2 separate regions of the Homo sapiens genome follow, and region 1 is linked to region 2. A link is an interaction called in ENCODE POLR2A ChIA-PET data of the cell type or tissue named here. Cell type or tissue: OCI-LY7. All regions are shown on one strand. Links, peaks and the distances in the headings refer to the core of each region. The heading gives the core; the rest is flanking DNA.

The links. Peaks named below come from ENCODE experiments on the same cell type or tissue, not always from the same donor. Only the 100,000 strongest peaks of a DNase experiment are listed, where the experiment ranks them.
Region 1: POLR2A ChIA-PET joins it to region 2 with 6 read pairs; 2 of 35 experiments call an interaction of 5 or more read pairs at or near these places.

The regions. Positions count from the first base shown.
Region 1 is chr3:188,039,482-188,047,725 of GRCh38, forward strand. LOC107986166 (a long non-coding RNA gene) reads right to left here and starts at 3,116. Exons shown (of 5, transcript XR_001741061.2): 1 at 3,042-3,116; 2 at 2,637-2,723. In OCI-LY7, for the core only: no CTCF peak of the experiment used is centred there; a DNase peak (open chromatin) is centred at 4,610; H3K4me3 peaks cover 848 bases.
Region 2 is chr3:187,947,854-187,956,097 of GRCh38, forward strand. No RefSeq gene overlaps it. Among named protein-coding and RNA genes, the nearest start is that of LINC01991, 24 kb to the right of the region's middle. In OCI-LY7, for the core only: a CTCF peak has its summit at 2,593 (motif pointing right); DNase peaks (open chromatin) are centred at 1,773, 3,008, 4,148 and 6,116; H3K4me3 peaks cover 1,026 bases; H3K27ac peaks cover 5,000 bases.

The DNA of each region.
Region 1 (8,244 bases), core at 2,094-7,093, 92 kb after region 2:
GACACATGTTTGCTCCCTGGGCCACTGAGGCTGCTTGTGGCCCCACGCATGGATGACTGGATCCTTGGCCCCTCCTCTCCCAGCCTCCTGCAACCTTTGCACAAGTGAACCCAGGGTCTGTCTTCCAGAGGCAAGTCTGGCTTACCAATCTATCTTGTCCAGCTTTTCTCTTTCTGGCTGGCAAGTAAGTCAGATGGCCTGCATACTGCAGGCCCAAATGCCTGCAGTTCATGGGTGAAATGGGAGGCCTCGTATGACCTCATCTCCAAGGTGCTTTCTACAAACGTTTACCAAATGCATATCAAGGATAACCAAGCTGCTAAAAAAAATTTATTTCACATCATAGTACACAAGCATCATTTATAGTTTGGCTTTGAGAACTTTTCTGGTATTACATTTATGGAAAATGTATAAAAGAAATAAGTTTTGGTTATATTTTTATATTTAGAAAGTAAAAATTTGCTTAAATTGATCACTGTTCTTTTTTTATTTGATTGTCATTTCAATAAAAAATATTTGAAAGAAAAAACTTTATTTTAATTCTCATTTGATTAGTGAACTAGGTGTCTATGTTCATTTTTCTCATTTTTATTCACTTAGCAAATATTTATGGAGTAAGTATTATGTGCCAGGCCCTGTGCTAAGTGCCGGGAAAGTGGAGGTAAACAAGATAGGTAAGATCCCTGCTTTTAAGGAATTTATATTTTACTAGGGTTACAGAGACAATAAATAAATCAACAAATAAGCACACCATGCCAGATCTTGAAAAGTGCTTAAAGGGACTGAAACAAAGAGTGATTGTGCAGGGTGGAATGAAGTGAGGTGTGAGGCAGCTGGTAAAGACTGGGTGGTTCGTTGAGCAGGGGACATCTGAGCTAAGTCTTGAATGTCTAGAAAGAACCAGACATGGGAAGATGTACAGAAAGTATTTCCCATGGAGGTACCAGCTGGTGCAAAGGCCCTGGAGTAGGAACGAGCTTGCAGGCTTGAAGAACAAATAAGTCCATGTATTTGGAGGATCATGGGCAAGAGGGAAGAGGCAGGATGTAAGGTCAGAAAGAAAGCCAAGGACCAGATTATGAGGGATTTATACAGGCTCAATCACAGTATTTCTTAAAATGTGCAATGTACCCACCAGTGGTATCTTGTTTGTTTGAGGTGGTATATCTGCAAATATTTATATTAAAATAATTACATATCCATTTTAGAACATATTGGGAAAAGTATAATTATCATATCAAAACTATGATTTCCCAGATATTACCCTTCAGGTGAAACTAAATTAAAAAGTGAATCAGTGTAAAGAGAATATTAAGTCAATTATAGTACAGGTGTTATGCAGATATAGCAAAGATCTCAAAAGTAATGTTTGCAGAACTGAAGTTCAAGAAAATACTGCTTACCAATTAGACACAAGAGGGGAGAAATACACACCTGCCCTCCCCTCCACACCCCCAACGCACCCATCCACCCTGGTCCACCCAGCATCTAGCAGGTCGTCCATGCTGGCTGCTCAGAAGTGGGAGGTGGAAGAGGTGCCTAGTGTGGCAAAGATGGCCTGCTTTCCTTCAAATGTCCCCCACTCTCACTGTGTAGAGTTGTCTCCAATGGGGGAGCAGGCTAGCCAGGGACTGTATTTCCCAATCCATGTTTCTGGAAGGAGATACCATAGGACTGGTCTCACCAGTGGAATCAGAGTGGAAGATCAAATGTCACTTTTTGTGCCTCCTCCACTCTCTGTCCCTCCATCTGCCAGCAGGATCATTGAGAGGGCTACAGGGCAGTGCCTAGGGGATAGCAGAGATTTAAGATAACAGGTCCCTGAGGCCTGGAATCACTACATGGAAGAAAACCACCCACTGACCAGGAACTGTCACATAAGAGAGAAACCGCTTTTGTGTTAAGCCACTGGCATTTGTGGTTTTCTTGCTACAGAAGTTAGTTAAACCATACCTAGAATCATTGCCCTTTGGGAGATACCACATCCTAAGAATATGGCAACTATACCACATATGAATTGGTTGAGTTTAATTGGCAGAAAAGTAGTTGAATGGGAGTTAGATACATGATCTGTTTTTATATACTCAAAAGACTGTCTTGCAAGACAGGGATTTGGTACGTTCTGAGAGGAGCAATCATTGGAAGTTACAAAAAGGCAACTTTCATCATTGTGTGGAAGACAAGTTTAAAATAGGACAAGACAGCTGCCCTGCACAGTCATACAGGAGGTGTATAAACTGTTCAAATGAAGGGCGCAGGAATACAGGAGAGGAAAGCCAGGGTTTTCGGGGGTTGGGGGGGGCAGTTTGGTGGTGAAGATATTCTGCATTGGCTGAAAGGGTGGCTCCAGGGCCTCTGAGAACTCCCCATTTCTCCTTCCCCAATTCTGAGTCTCTCTCGTCTCTTGACACTTGAGAAGGTTGGGGCAGGAAGGTGAGAGAGAGCTTGATGAGAAAGCTCACCTTAACAGCTTTCTATTTTTGAGATCTACCCCTAAGGCACCTGACCCTATAGGCTGGTGTGCCCCAAGAGCACAGGCAAAGAAAGCTCAAGCACCCTGAGGAATCTGACTCACACTGGGACTTAGGTCCCAGGTCCTGAAGCCATTTCCTTGCGAAAGAGCATGACCAGAGCACACCTGAGCTCAGCAGACATGGTATCCAAATCCGCAATGCGTAGCATTCAGTTCCTTTGCTCTCCAATACACAGTCCAGGCAGAGCACCTGCAGAGAAAGACGTAATTTTTCTGAGAGAGAGGATGGTGGCCCAGCCCAGGAATGTGCAGCTCGGAAAGACAATCCCCTCTGCTGTGGATGGCCTGACTGCTCAGAGACAAGCAGGACAGGCTAGTAGTGAGTGCCAGGGCCTCCAGAAGGGATCTAGGTCAGAGCTCAGAGCTCAGATCCAGACAGAAATGAGTGAAGTGGGCCTAATGTAAGGCAAGAAGAAATGGTAGGGACTATGGCAAAATTAAGAAAGAAAATCAGAAGCAAGAGGAATTAAAAATGGAAAAGTTCCTCTTTGACAAGCCTTTCACTTACAAATAAGAAGACAGAAGCTCAAAGAAGGCAGGGTCTTCCTTCAAGTCACTGTTTCGGGGCAGTGTTAAGAACGAGAACTCAAGGCTTCTCTATCCAGTCACTGTTCTGCTGACGAGCAGGGGTGGGATCAAGGGAAGGTCACCAGCACATGGAGAGCAGCCACAGTGGAAGAGACAGCCCTGGCTGGGAACTTGGAAAACAGATCCCATCCTGACTCTGCCTTCAACTCCTGAGCTTGGGCAGTACCTTGTATTTCTCTGGGCTACAAAGACGGTTGAGCAGGTGGTCCCAAACATCCCTTCCAACTCCGACATTCGCAGGACATTTGCAAGGAGAAATAGAAATTATTATTTAGACATTTCTTTGCTCACCCCCAGCTCTGATCAGACTCTTAGTCCCTTGGAGTTTAACCCCTACATATCTCTTGAGCTCAGCCCCCTTTTCCCATCCTCTGACACAGCTTTGGCATAACCCTCATCATCTCCCTCCCAAATGGCTGAAAGGGCCTCCTGGCCAGCCTCCTTCCTTCATTCTCGACCCATCTTATCCATTCACAGCTGCCAAAGTGCTACATCAACAAGAAAGTTGATTATATCATGCTTTTGCTGACCACCCTCTGTGGCTCCCCAGTGCCTTCTGGAATAAAACTCAAATTTAACACCGTATCTTGGGCCCTCAAAAAATGAACCCAGCTTCATTTTCAGCTCTTACTCAGCTCACTTTTTCCAAATATTTTATGTCCCGCTATATCAAACTCCTTGCCACTTCATGAACACACTCTAAAGTTTCATCCTTCAAAACTTTTGACACATGTTGATCCTTGTGTTTTGAATGCCCTTCCACATCCTCTGTACTTGGTAGCAGTGGGAGGAGTAATCTATCCTAGTTTAGGCAATAAGAAGATGCATTATTTCTAGGAATTTAAAAATCAATAAGACAGCCTAAAATTTAGACATCTTTTTATTGTCATCTTGCACTGGCAATTGTAAACGTCAACAGTGATTAAAAAAATGCTTCTCCCTACTGGAGTAGACTACTGTAACCATCATCCTCCCTGGAGCACCACTAGAACATGGAAGTCCCCTATTATTCTTGAAAACTCAGCATATTACTTCATCTGTAAAGACCTCTCTTGACCCTTTAATCTATTCCTTCATTCTCCACTGAACTGCTAATTTTCCTGATTTATACTTTTATTTCACTACCTTTGTAAATGCTACATTTTACTTTGGTTTATGAGTCCGTCTCTCTCAAAGGGCAGTGAATTCCTTGAAGACAGTGGCTATACCTGTGTCTTCCTAAAGCTTGGCACAGCACCTGGGATGTAACAGGGGCACAGAAGATGGGTAATAAATGAATGAATGAGCATACTTTGAGCTCTTCTGAACACTGATTTAGGCATGATGGATTTCCAAGTCACAATGCAATTAAAAGCTCCAATTTATGCTTCAAAAGTTTTTGCAGATCAAGTCATAATGATCTGGCTGGAGGTCCTCTCCTTGCTGGGACACCACAGGAAGGTGTTCAGGTGGTACTGAAATGACTCACTACCCCAGTGGCTTAACAGGATTACCTAGGGGCTTACGTTGCTCAGTGAAGCATAGTGGGAGCCCCAGCAGTGCCAGCCAAGCCAAGAGCCGAAGCTGCTATCTGTGTGACTGGGGACTGGAAACTAAAAATTACTATAGTCCACTAGCTGAGAAGAGAAAGTTGCAGAAGAAACAGAGTGCCTCCCCTGCCCCTCCCCAATTGGTTTGCATCCTTCCTTTTACTCCCAATATCTCAGAATGCCTACCTAGAAGGAACTTGGGTTAAAATCTGGGTGACATCCTCAACTTGCAGGTTAGAAAGCTGAGGTCCAGAGAAAGGCATAAACTCTCAAGGCCGCATAGCTGGTAAGTGACAGAATTGAGAACTGAGTCTGCATATGTTCATTCCCTGTCCAGTGAGGGAGCATCAGGACCTGGAACCATGCAAGGAGGTGAAAGCTGAAGGTGGGGGGGTGAAGTCACACTGGTTTGTTGGTTTGTTGAGTTTTTTTTTACTTTGAATTGAAGTGAAATTCACATAATATAAAATTAACATTTTAAGTGTAGAATTTAGTAACATTTAGTACATCCACAATATTGTGCAACCACCACCTCTATCTGGTTACAAGACATTTTTTATCACCCCAAAAGGAAACCTTACACCATTAAGCACTCACTCTATTTCCCCCTCTTCCAAGACTGGCAATCACTAGTCTGCTTTCTGTCTCTATGGATTTGCCTATTCTAAACATTTCGTACAAATGAAACCATAGAATCTGTGGCTGTTTGCGTCTGGCTTCTCTCACCTAGCATGTTTTCAAGGTCAATCATGTTGTAACATGTATCAGTATTTCTTTCATTCCTTTTCGTGGCTGACTAATATTCCTTTGTGTGGGTATAACATATTTTGTCTATCACATCTGGTTTTAACTAAGTGTTGGGTGCTGGGGTAACAAGAAGCCTCTTAATTTATTCATGCTTTCTTCACTCTACACTCTTGAAAACAGGCACAGAGTGAGGACTTGGTAATGTCTACTGGGTGGGCGTTTATTGAATGCTTGCCACTGTTAGAGCTTAGTGAGGCTCCTAGAACTGACCTGGCAAGATGATGTGGAGAAGGATCATGCACTGAACCCAGTAGAGATCTGGGCTCTGGTTCCGGCTCTTCAATAATCAGCTGAGTGGCCCCAATCAGGTTCTTCCCCTTCTCTGGGCCACAGTCTCCTCAACTCTAAGCCAGGATAATAATGCCAGTTGCTTTCGTCTGTTCAGGTTCCTATAATACACTATCACAGACTGGGTGGCTTATTGACAACATACATTCATTTCTCACAGATATGGAGGCTGGAAGTCCAGGACCAGGTGCCAGCATGGGCAGCTTCTGGTGAGGGTGATCTTCCAAGTTGTAGACTACCAACTGCTCCTTGTGTCCTCATGTGGTGGGAAGGGGTGAGAGAGCTCTCTGGGGCCTCTTTTGTAAGGCCAATAATTCCACTCATGAGGACCTGGTTCTCATGACCAAATCACCTCACTAAGGCCCCATCTCCTAACACCATCCCGCTGGGGCTTAGGTTTCAACACATGACTTTGGGGAGGACACAAACATTCAGATAATAGCACCTGTCTAACTAATCACCTGCCAGGGCTACTGGGAGTCCTGAATGGAATAATATCTGTAAAAGTTCCCTGTAAACAACTCCTCTTATGTAAAGCTTATCTCATTTAAAACAAAACCAAAAACTCCTCACTAACCATCTACCTGTAAAGATATGGTTATTGACAGCAAATGGTGAGATAGAGGAAGATTCTCTACCAGGATTTCCTTCAGGGGGCCATATCTATTTGCTTGGGATAAAATACCTGGATGGGCACAGAAGGGACCTGAGTATGGGGAACTTTACTAAAGAAGACCAGGGATCAGGTGCCTGTTGCTCAGAAGAATGAGGTTGAGGACCAGAGAAGGCAGGAGGTGAAAAGACAGCAAGGGCTGCCGAGTCTATGAAGACTCCCCTCATGACCCTCGATCTTCAGTAAAGTTACCAAACTCACAAACGTCTGAATGCAAGTGGGTTTTTGTGAAGACCAAGTGAAGGAAATGGGCTTTGTTCCTGGAATGGGTGGTGCAGGACAGAACCAGACAGCACTCTTAGATAAGAGGGCATGAAAGCTGAATGAGGCATGATGATATATGGTGTGGGTACGGAGAGCAACTGCTCTGTGGATTCAAGGCTCTCATAAGGCTTGGCATTGGGGTTCGGGTCAAGTTTAATAGGATCTCCAAGGGCCTCCGCTGACATCTGGGCTGCACACAATTAGACATCCGCCACAAGGGCTGTGCCCATGGGCAAAACCACTGATGAGACCCATGGTGTCCCCACGCTGATATTACAGTGACTTATACCTTTCGACCCTATGCAGCCCTCAACCCTACAGCCACAGTACGAGAACTTGGATCTTGGCACTCGTTTGCTTTTGCTCCCAAACAATTGTTGGTTCAGAGGCCTTTATATGGCAACCACAAATGAATCAACTCTGCAAACAAGGCAGACCCTTGGAATGGCCCCTAAGTACTTTCTGCTGTCACCAGCAAAGAACTTGTGCAGTAACAGCCTCCCTCAGGACCTAGTAAACCTCTGTTCTTCTGCTCAGTTGCCAGGTGACATGCTAGTTACTGGCTTAGAGCAACATGCCAGTAAGATCAGTATGAGGCTTAGAGCTATGTCCAGTAAGATTAGTATGAGGCTTAGAGCTGTGCCCAACACAGTTAGCTTTGTACCAGAGGGAATGTTGTTCCTCATACCCCTTTACAAATCAGTTCCCTCCTGGATTTTGATCCTAAGAAAATCAACAAAAGCACAAAGCTGAATATCCTAAGATAATCTTTACAAAATTATCCATAATGCTAAGCAGCTGGAGACATAAAATTCCAACAATAGGTAAAAGGCAAGAAACTTGGTGTGAATCACCACAATGGCATTTCTGCAGCCATAAAAGAAAGATTGGAGCAATACGGCAAATTCATGTAATATTAAGCGAAAACACAGAACCCTAAATAGTATTTGTGACATGACTGCAACTATGTAAAAATGTGCATTGTATATGGACAAGAAGACAGATGGGACTATGGAAAATAAAAAAATATTGCAAAAGGTAGAATACCTACAGGCAGCTTTTTCTTTAATATTATCTTTTATATCATCCTCTTTGTATTTCACTAGGTTCAAACCTGCATTCTTATCCAGCTGTTTATCTGCATCTGTTTTCCCCACCCAATTAGATTTCATATATCTGTCACTATAAAGATATTTATAATTCTGTTTGTGCTGACTTGTTTCTACCTCCCTTACCTTGTAGAACCTTCTATAAGTGAAACCCACATGATATCGGGCAGGAGGTGGCTAAACAATAATGTGCCAGGCTGCTGTTGCTTGGGAGGTATTTACTAATGCTGCACTGGAAGTGTCGTGGTGCTTGCAAATAGAGGATCCATTTTCAGTTTGGACTCTAATCAGGAAGAAGGGACTCTTTCCATGTAAGAGGTTTTAAAACCCTTCCCAGCAACCAGGATGTGGGAACTAGAGCAGCCAGGGATGATGAATTCTGATCCTCACTGAGAAAATGGAGCTTCAGTATGATTAGGGAGCAACAGAGTGCTCCAGTATCATCAATGAGCA
Region 2 (8,244 bases), core at 1,364-6,363:
TAGAGGTCAATGGTGGGACCTGAAATTCTGCATTTCTAATAACTTTCCAGTTTATGTCAATGCCACTGATCCATGGACCAAACTTTAAGAAGCAAGGGTCTAGAGCTCTAAGAATTACAGTTTGGAAACCACTGATCTTTAGGTTATACAGACAATGAGCCTTCTCGCTCCCCATCCCTGGGGATATTAAGCCAAGTTTCCTGGATTAGATTCTGCCTAGACTGAAGTCAGCTTCTATAATCAACTGTAAATCAAGATCCTAGGATTGCCTCCTTCTGGCTCTAGGTGTCTATCATCTCCAATGGCAGTCTGGGAAAATTCCTAAGAGGCTTGGCCGTGAGAAAGAGCTTTAAGGTGTGGGCTTTACCCTAACGGAAAAGTACAAAATGTTCAGATCAATCTTTATCTCCATCCCCAACTACCACTGCAACACACAGGAAAAGAGAGAGAGAGAGAGAGATCAACCCAGTGTTCCCCTTGGCACTTAAAAAGAAGGGTGACAACCACCCTCGCCCTGCCCTCTCCTAACCCCAGCTAATGGAGGTCATTTCCCTCTCACACCCTCTATCCCTCAGGTCCACCCCCTTTTGGGGACTGAGATGCTCCCACTGAGGTCAAAAGTATTTTTAGCTATGCCATGTGGGCCCATGCTTGGCCAACTCTCCCTGGACGTTAATCTTGGATTCCACAAATGCCAGGTCTCCTGATCCAGGAGGCATGGAGGTGACAGGGAAATCTGAGTGTCTTGGAAATTACAGTGCATGGCCTTTTGAGGATTTTGTCTCAATGCCATGTATGATAAAAACAAAAACAGTAACACCTAATGCTCAGAAAATGCTTCAGCATTTACCGAGTGCTTTCTCCCACATTGCCTCATTTGATCTTCCAGAGGGTCATGGGGAAGACAAGGCAAAAATTGTTCTTATTTCTATTTAATAGCAGGACCAGGTGAGCTGGCAAGATAACACGGCTAGTAAGTGGTAAACTTGGGCCTTCAGCCCCTCCATCCAAGCTCAGTGCTCTTACCATACCCTATACAATCCTACCTTTTTGCTTCTCCCCTAGCTTGGTTTTACTTTGTTTTGTTAAATATTACAAGATTCAATATCTGCATAAATGCCTTTAAGAAATGGGAGATTCGAAACAAGGAAGAATGAGGCAGCTTGTGTCAGTCACAGGTCCTGGAAGGAAGCAGAGGACTTGCTTAAAGAAGGTGGGCAAAAAGAGATTCATGATAATTTGCAAAGATACAGGCAGGGTTAAGGAAAACCAAGAGATAGCAATGTGCCCTAAGGCTCACAACAACTGGGGGCTGTTACCTGCTCTTGGCCTGAAAGAGCAAAGAAAGAGGCAGTTACCAGAGTCTGGAAAGTCCTGGTAAGCTGCAGGAGAGGGCTGTGGCCTTTGGCATTGCCAACCTGCCACTGTCAGTGAGGGTGCTGGGGACAAAGTAGGCTCACCTCTCCCCTCTCCCGCCTTCCAACCACCTGATCAGTGCTGGGCTGATTCCAACCAGAAGTCAAAGGAATAGGGAACCTAAAGATATCCATAAAGGCCAGCCTCCTGGAGTGGCTGCAAGACAAGGATGAAAAATAGATTTGTAGGGTCAAACAGGAAACACTCAGTGTGTAGCTGTGCTCACTGTGATAGCCTAGGACTCAGGAGGGAGGAGACGGCACAGAGTCAGAGGGGCTGGGATTTGCAAGGTGGGGATTCGCCTTGTTCTCTCAAAGTGGAATTATTTCAAAGCCCACCTGCAGTTAGCTCTCTGGGAGCCAATCTGGCCATGGGCCCCAGGGGAGTCCAAGAAAAACCAGATCACGGCTCCCAAGAGACTCTACTAACCCCACAAGCAGGATTGGCCATCCTGTGGCCTGGGTTTAGATGTCAGTTCCACCATTCTGCCCAATTCCAGGTTGTGACTCTGGATAATTCATTTAATCTCTCTGAATCTCTGAGTCCTTATCTGTGAAATGAGTATAATAACAATCCCTGGGCCACCCATCTCACGACAGGCTGGAACTTCACACACTGGAAATGCCACATAAGAATTCCACAGAGGGAGGCCACATAAGAATAGCATGGATCCCAAACAGCCAGGACCACCTAAGTCTCATTTGCTCTTCATAAGAATAATACCTAGATTTGAAAAAGGTTAAATCCAGAAAAGCCCTAGAATCATCAGACCAACTACTCTCATATAAAAAGAAGAATGTGAGAGAAAGGTTCACAGATGGGGACAGAGCTGGGGCACCAGTCTCCCCGCTTTCACAGTCCCATGCTGCCCCTCCTTCCTGCCCATGAAAGTGACAAGACCTACCCATGTAAGGATCAAATGACATAAAGGATGAAGCAGTGTTTTGTCAATTGTAATGGTGGTTGCTATCATTGTCATTAACAATAACAATCCTTCCCCTACAAACCTATCCCAGGGACGAAAATTATCGTCATTAGCTATGTCTTCAAGGACATGGTAAAATATGACTATTTTACCAGAGCAAAGGACATGAAAACCTGAGAGCACACAGCAGGTGAGGTCATCAGAATAGCTAGTGATAAATATTACTTGGCTGAGAATGAGATTCTGGGAATATGGGACATGAGGCAGGTGAGTTTTGATTGTCAGCAGGTGGCAGGAAAGACAGGACTTGTAAGATCTGCATGTACGAATGAAATTTCAGATGGAGACATAACAGGTTGGGGGCTTGGTCCAAACCCCAGTTGGATAGAGGAGGAAACCCCAGGCCAGAAAGGCTAATGGGCTTCCTGGAGCCTCCCTGAAAGTTAGTGGTATTGGGCTTTCAAAGCTCATCTTTAACAGCCAGATTCTATGGTTCAGCCTTTGGCACCTACTTCCATATGTGGACTCCTCAATGAAGAGACTAGAATGTGTCTCATTTGTTACAAGAAGATCATATGCCACATTGCAGCTTTTAAATCAAAAGTCAGAATCTTGACTCTTGGTGAAGATCTCCAGCTTTCAAACTGTCTAGATCAGGGCACTGGTCACACTCCACTGATCTCATTCTGTTCTGCTTCTCTTGTATCTCTCATCACTTCAGTGGCTCCTCTACTCCACCGGCTTCCATCTATCGTCCATACATTCACTCAACAAATATTCACTGAGGACCTGTAGTGCCTTTAACTAGGAATACCATGAGAATTTTGTCTGAATGCCGCGTATGATAAAAACAACAACAGTAACACCTAATCCTTCAGCATTTACCAAGTGCTTTCTCCCGCATTGCCTTGTTTGATCTTCCCAAGAGGGTCATAGGGAAGATAAGGCAGCCCTACCCTCACAGAGCTGACTATGCAGAGGAGGTTGATGGAACCTGCCAAATTTCACTGCAACAATCACATGAGCAAAGCATTGGCTCAATCCAAAGCCCAGTGCTGAGCAAAGCCACTTGCTCTTCCTGGAAGGGCGCAAATATCCTAAATAGAAGAGAAGTACAGAATGTTGGGACTGAAAAAACCCATTGTGCATAGTACATCCAGTGTCCAACCTTCTCTCTATGAAGACAAGGGCAGTTCAGTACTGTATTTATGAGCATGGGAGGTAGGTAGACTTCCTAGGAAAAATTCCCAGCTCCATTGCTTACTGTGTTACCTTGGGTAGTGACTGAACTTCTCTTTCATACTGTCTGAGCTCTATTTTCTTCATCTGGGTCACAACAGTAATCATAGTGCCTACAGAACTGCTATGAGCATTAGATAAGGCAATATATGTCAAGTTTGAGGGCAAAGACTGGACTGGCAATTACTCAATGAAAGGTCACTGTCATTGTAGCTAAACTGAATCCAAAAAGAGATATGGCTCATCCAATGCCACTCACCTAGTTAGAAGCAGATCCAAAGTTTGAACTCAGATGCCCCAGTACTAGTCCAGTGTTCTTTCCACTATACCTGCTACCTTCCTACCAGGAAAACTACAATGTGAACAGCCTTATCCCACTGAATGTTTAAACTAACAAGGAAATTGGAGATTGTATTACCATACAGAACCTTTCTCATTTGGACTACTAGAAAGGTTATATTTCTTCCACTCAAGTAACCCCATTTCTACTGACTAATTATCTGCCTCACCCTCCTTGCTAAGGAAACTGAAGTTTTTGGTCCACCACGTGGTCAACACTTGGGGCCAAGTGTTTCCTCTCATCCTTATCTTGCTGAATCACTCTACCTCTGCAGCCCAAATCTTTATAGTTACTTCCCCATCTCAGTTTTCTTTGCTTAGATTAAGCACTATTTTTACAACCCAGTTGGCTAGAGGGTTGCAAACTAATGTAGAATCTATAGTAAAGGCCTGGGGCCCTGTAATGGGTCAGAAGACTCACCCAAATCACCATCAGGGTGGTGGCAAGCCAATGCTAGGAATTAACAGATACCGGTATTTGTGTCCACCAAAGCATATTTAACAGCCCTTGATAATTGCACAGCCTAAGTCCTAACACTTACTGATTCCAATGAATGACAATGTGTTACAGATTCTAAAATGGTTCACCTTTAGAAATGAATTGATCTAGTCTCCCTTTTTTGTAGGGATGCCAGTCTTAGAGTAGAAATGAGAACAAAGAGTAACAGAGCGTAAGTGTTGAGGGTTTGGATTTTGTAACCAAACTGCTTGGATTCACATCTTGGTAGGCCTCACAACCTAGTACTGTAAGGCCTAGGCCAAGTTACTTTATGTCTATGTGCCTCAATTTCCCCATCTGTAAATAGGGCAAAGGCACTTGCCTTATAGGATTATTATGAGAATTAAACGAATTCATAACTTATAAAGTGCATAGAACATGCCTGGCACATAACGAGCACTATATGTTTGTAAAATCAATAAAATAAGAAGGCGGGAGACTGAGTCTCAGTTACATGCCTACTCTAGGTATTCACATATTGGATTAAATAGTCCTTAGGACCCCTTTCTTTCACTGTCCTGGTGATGGCAGGCCTGGAAATGCCACTCTGTACTGCTCTCTGAGATGTCAAAGCAGCCCTTTGGAAGCACCAAGGAAGAGTACAACTACACGTGACTAAACTCTCCTGGCTGAGTCAAAAACCACTGCAATTTTTAGTGTTTCCTTGGCCTTAGCCACATTCATTGCAGGAGGAACCTCAGGAGCTTGGAAGCAGAGCATCTGCCCACTAGCGGTCTACATGGGGCCTCTGAAATTCACAAGTGCGCCAGGAGCTCATTACTTCTTGCCCTTCTCCCTGTCTCTCTGATTCACCTCTTGTTTGATGCCCTGAAGGTGACTAATGATTCAGAGCATCCCATCTTTGGTTCCGCCCAGGTATTCTCCTTCAGACCTTGATTCCACTTGAAAAACAAAAAGAAAACAACTCTGATTCATTTGATTCCACTTCTTTGGGGTTTTGGGAGTGGGGAGACAAGAGTGATGGAGAAAACATACAAATTGGACTGGTAAAGTGGTCTAATTCAGAGGGTGCATTGCCCTGCACCTGAAGGTGAGGAAAGACTGGCAGCCACCTTACCAGCACCTGACATCAGACATGAGTGACAGGCAAGCTCCCGAGAAACCTGTGGAACCTCACCAGCATGCAGACTGTCTTTATTTACTTTCTTTTCTACTTGCTGTGCCTTTGGTGCTGGAAGCAAGGGCATGGACGGACAACTGCTCAGACTAAGGTTGCTTCTCTAACTCTCCTTCCTGCCTGGCACCATTAGCTCAACCCCTCATCACCTCTCAGAAGATTGGACTCCAGTTCTGAGTCCATCCCCTCGCCGTCAGTCCTCCCTGGAGTCCATTTGCACTCCAGGCTAAATTAGCATCTCAAAAGCCATCTTCTCATTATGTCACTGTCCTCCTCAAAAGCTGCCAGGCTCCTTGCAGTCTGCAGACAAAGTTGAACTTCTCACTGGTCTTCAAGTCCCACTGGCTTTAACTCCCACAGATTCCCTACCCAATCAAAATTATGATGTACCCACTCTAATCAGTCATTCTTACCCTCCACTAAGAATATCTCACATCCATACCTCTATGGAAATCACAGGCTCTAATCATTTACTCTCTGGGTGGCCTTGGAAAAGCAATTTATCACCTCTGAGCCTCAATTTCCTCATCTACAAAATGATGCTATCTAACAGGGGAGGATTTCCATGAAGAGGAACTGAGATAATATACAAGGGCATAGCACAGTACCTCAAACATAGTGAGAGAACAACAAAAGTTAGCTTTAATCATAATCATCAAAATAATAATGACATTGATAATTGTCATTGATAATTGGTCTAGCTCATGTCATCTCTTCCATGAAGCCTTCTCTGATCTTCAATCTGAGTGTGATTCCTCCTTCTTTTGAAGTCACCCTATACTTGTAGGGCCATCCCCATATGCTACAGGGTATCACAGTGACTTCTCCACTTATCCTGTCTCCTTCTTTATCTGCCTGTGGGTCATTTGCCTCATCTAAAACTGAATCCTGGCACTTGGTAAAGCTTTATTTCATGTGGATGTTTCTCTGGATTCTGCAGGCAGGGCCAGAAAATGTCAATGGTGATTGTGAACTGTTCTGGAAGAATAGGGTTTCCCTTCAGAAATAAAAGAGTACCTCACTGTGGTACCTCTCTGCCTGTGTGGACACACAACACAACCCAGCCCAGTCTGGGCCACCAGAGGAACCAGCTGGTCGAGCTTTGTGAACTTTGTCTTCATGCCCCGACACCCTACTTCCCAAAGCCTGGACCGGTAAAGTTCTTTTCACCAGAAAGGACAAGGGCAAGTGAGTGCAAGAGAGAAAGTGGCACATTTATCACTGAGAACCTGCTTGGGAAATGGGGGAAAGGGGAAGGGAAGAGATCTTATTTTCTAAGACTTGAGAAGGGAAAATGGAAGTGGGAGGGAAATCATCTGTGGCTTATGTTCTCTAAAGTTCAAAGGGAACTTGCTGCCCCATACATGATGTTGATTAGGGAAAGTATCATCTAGTTACACTGAACCCCACAGATTGGTAAGCATGAACTCAGAAGGGTCCCAGCTTTCTGATTCATCTGATCCACAAGCCTTGGTCAGCAAGCACGCAGTTGCTTTTGCTTTAAGATGACCTTATTTGAAATTCCTTATGTAGCTGTCACTGCCAGCACTAAAGCCTGGTCATTTACAGTAGCTGTCCTTTCTGAATTTAAATCTGATAAAACAGGCTGCGCCTGCCCCACACCTCCTAGGGGTCTAGATCTGAAAGGAGCCCCAGGGATCATCCCATCTAGTCTAACCCTGGCCCAGAGAGGAAGGGTCACACCACCAGGCAGTGCTGAAGCCAGGCCTGCAACACACTTTCCACTACCCCAAGATGCCCCCACTGGCTGTTCAATTTAAGGACATAACCCGTGAAGAAAGGAGATTGTGAAATGCTTCCACTAGAAGCCCAAGGGTGGCTGAAAGCCCAGATGCTTCTCTCTTAACCCTCCTAACCTAGTCCCAGTTCAGCAGTTTGCTTCCCACTGTTTCATGTTAACCCTTTTTCTCCATGAGGCCAAGGCTTGTCTTCCAATGAGCAGCTCCTTACAATAACTAAGCCGGCTTCTGCTTGTACCTTCCCAGACACCTCCACTGGCAAAACCTTTCCATTGAGCAATCTTCTTGTGAAAACTGACTCTTCTTTGCCCTTTACAATTACTCAGCAACTCTGCAAAACAGTAACCCAACTGTTTATTTTGATTTCAAGCTTGGGGTTAAAGGGCTAGCTTTGTCATTTTTTTTTTTTTATTCCCCTTGAGGAAGTTACTAGAGACCTCAGGGATTTCTTGTCTTTGACTCTTGACTACCAGCTTGACATGCCTCCATCTTCCACTAGCCCCCAGTCTGTGCCAGGTGACACAGAAGTTTCCAGGAAGGAAAGGGGATACTCCTCCAGAGGAAAGATACTTCCTAAATGGAGAGCTGGCATTCACTCAACCTTCCCTCCAACCACCCATCCCCAAGGCACCAACCTGCCCATGTTTTCAATGCATCTGCCAGGCTGCATCACTATCTCCCATGTTTGTTCTGTAGTTTCAGAGTTTACAAAGCACTCTAACCTCCCTCAATTCAGGGGATGTTCAGGACCTCCTGAAGGGTAGGCCACACAGGTTTGCATATTAGAGAGGAGATAATCATATATGTTTATGCTTATATCTGGGACTAACCTAATCAAGGTTAGAAATTATAGTCAGCCTCTTGACTCCACGTTCAGTGTTCCTTATAATCTTTCTTCTGCCAGCTACTCCCGTTATTTTCCATCTTG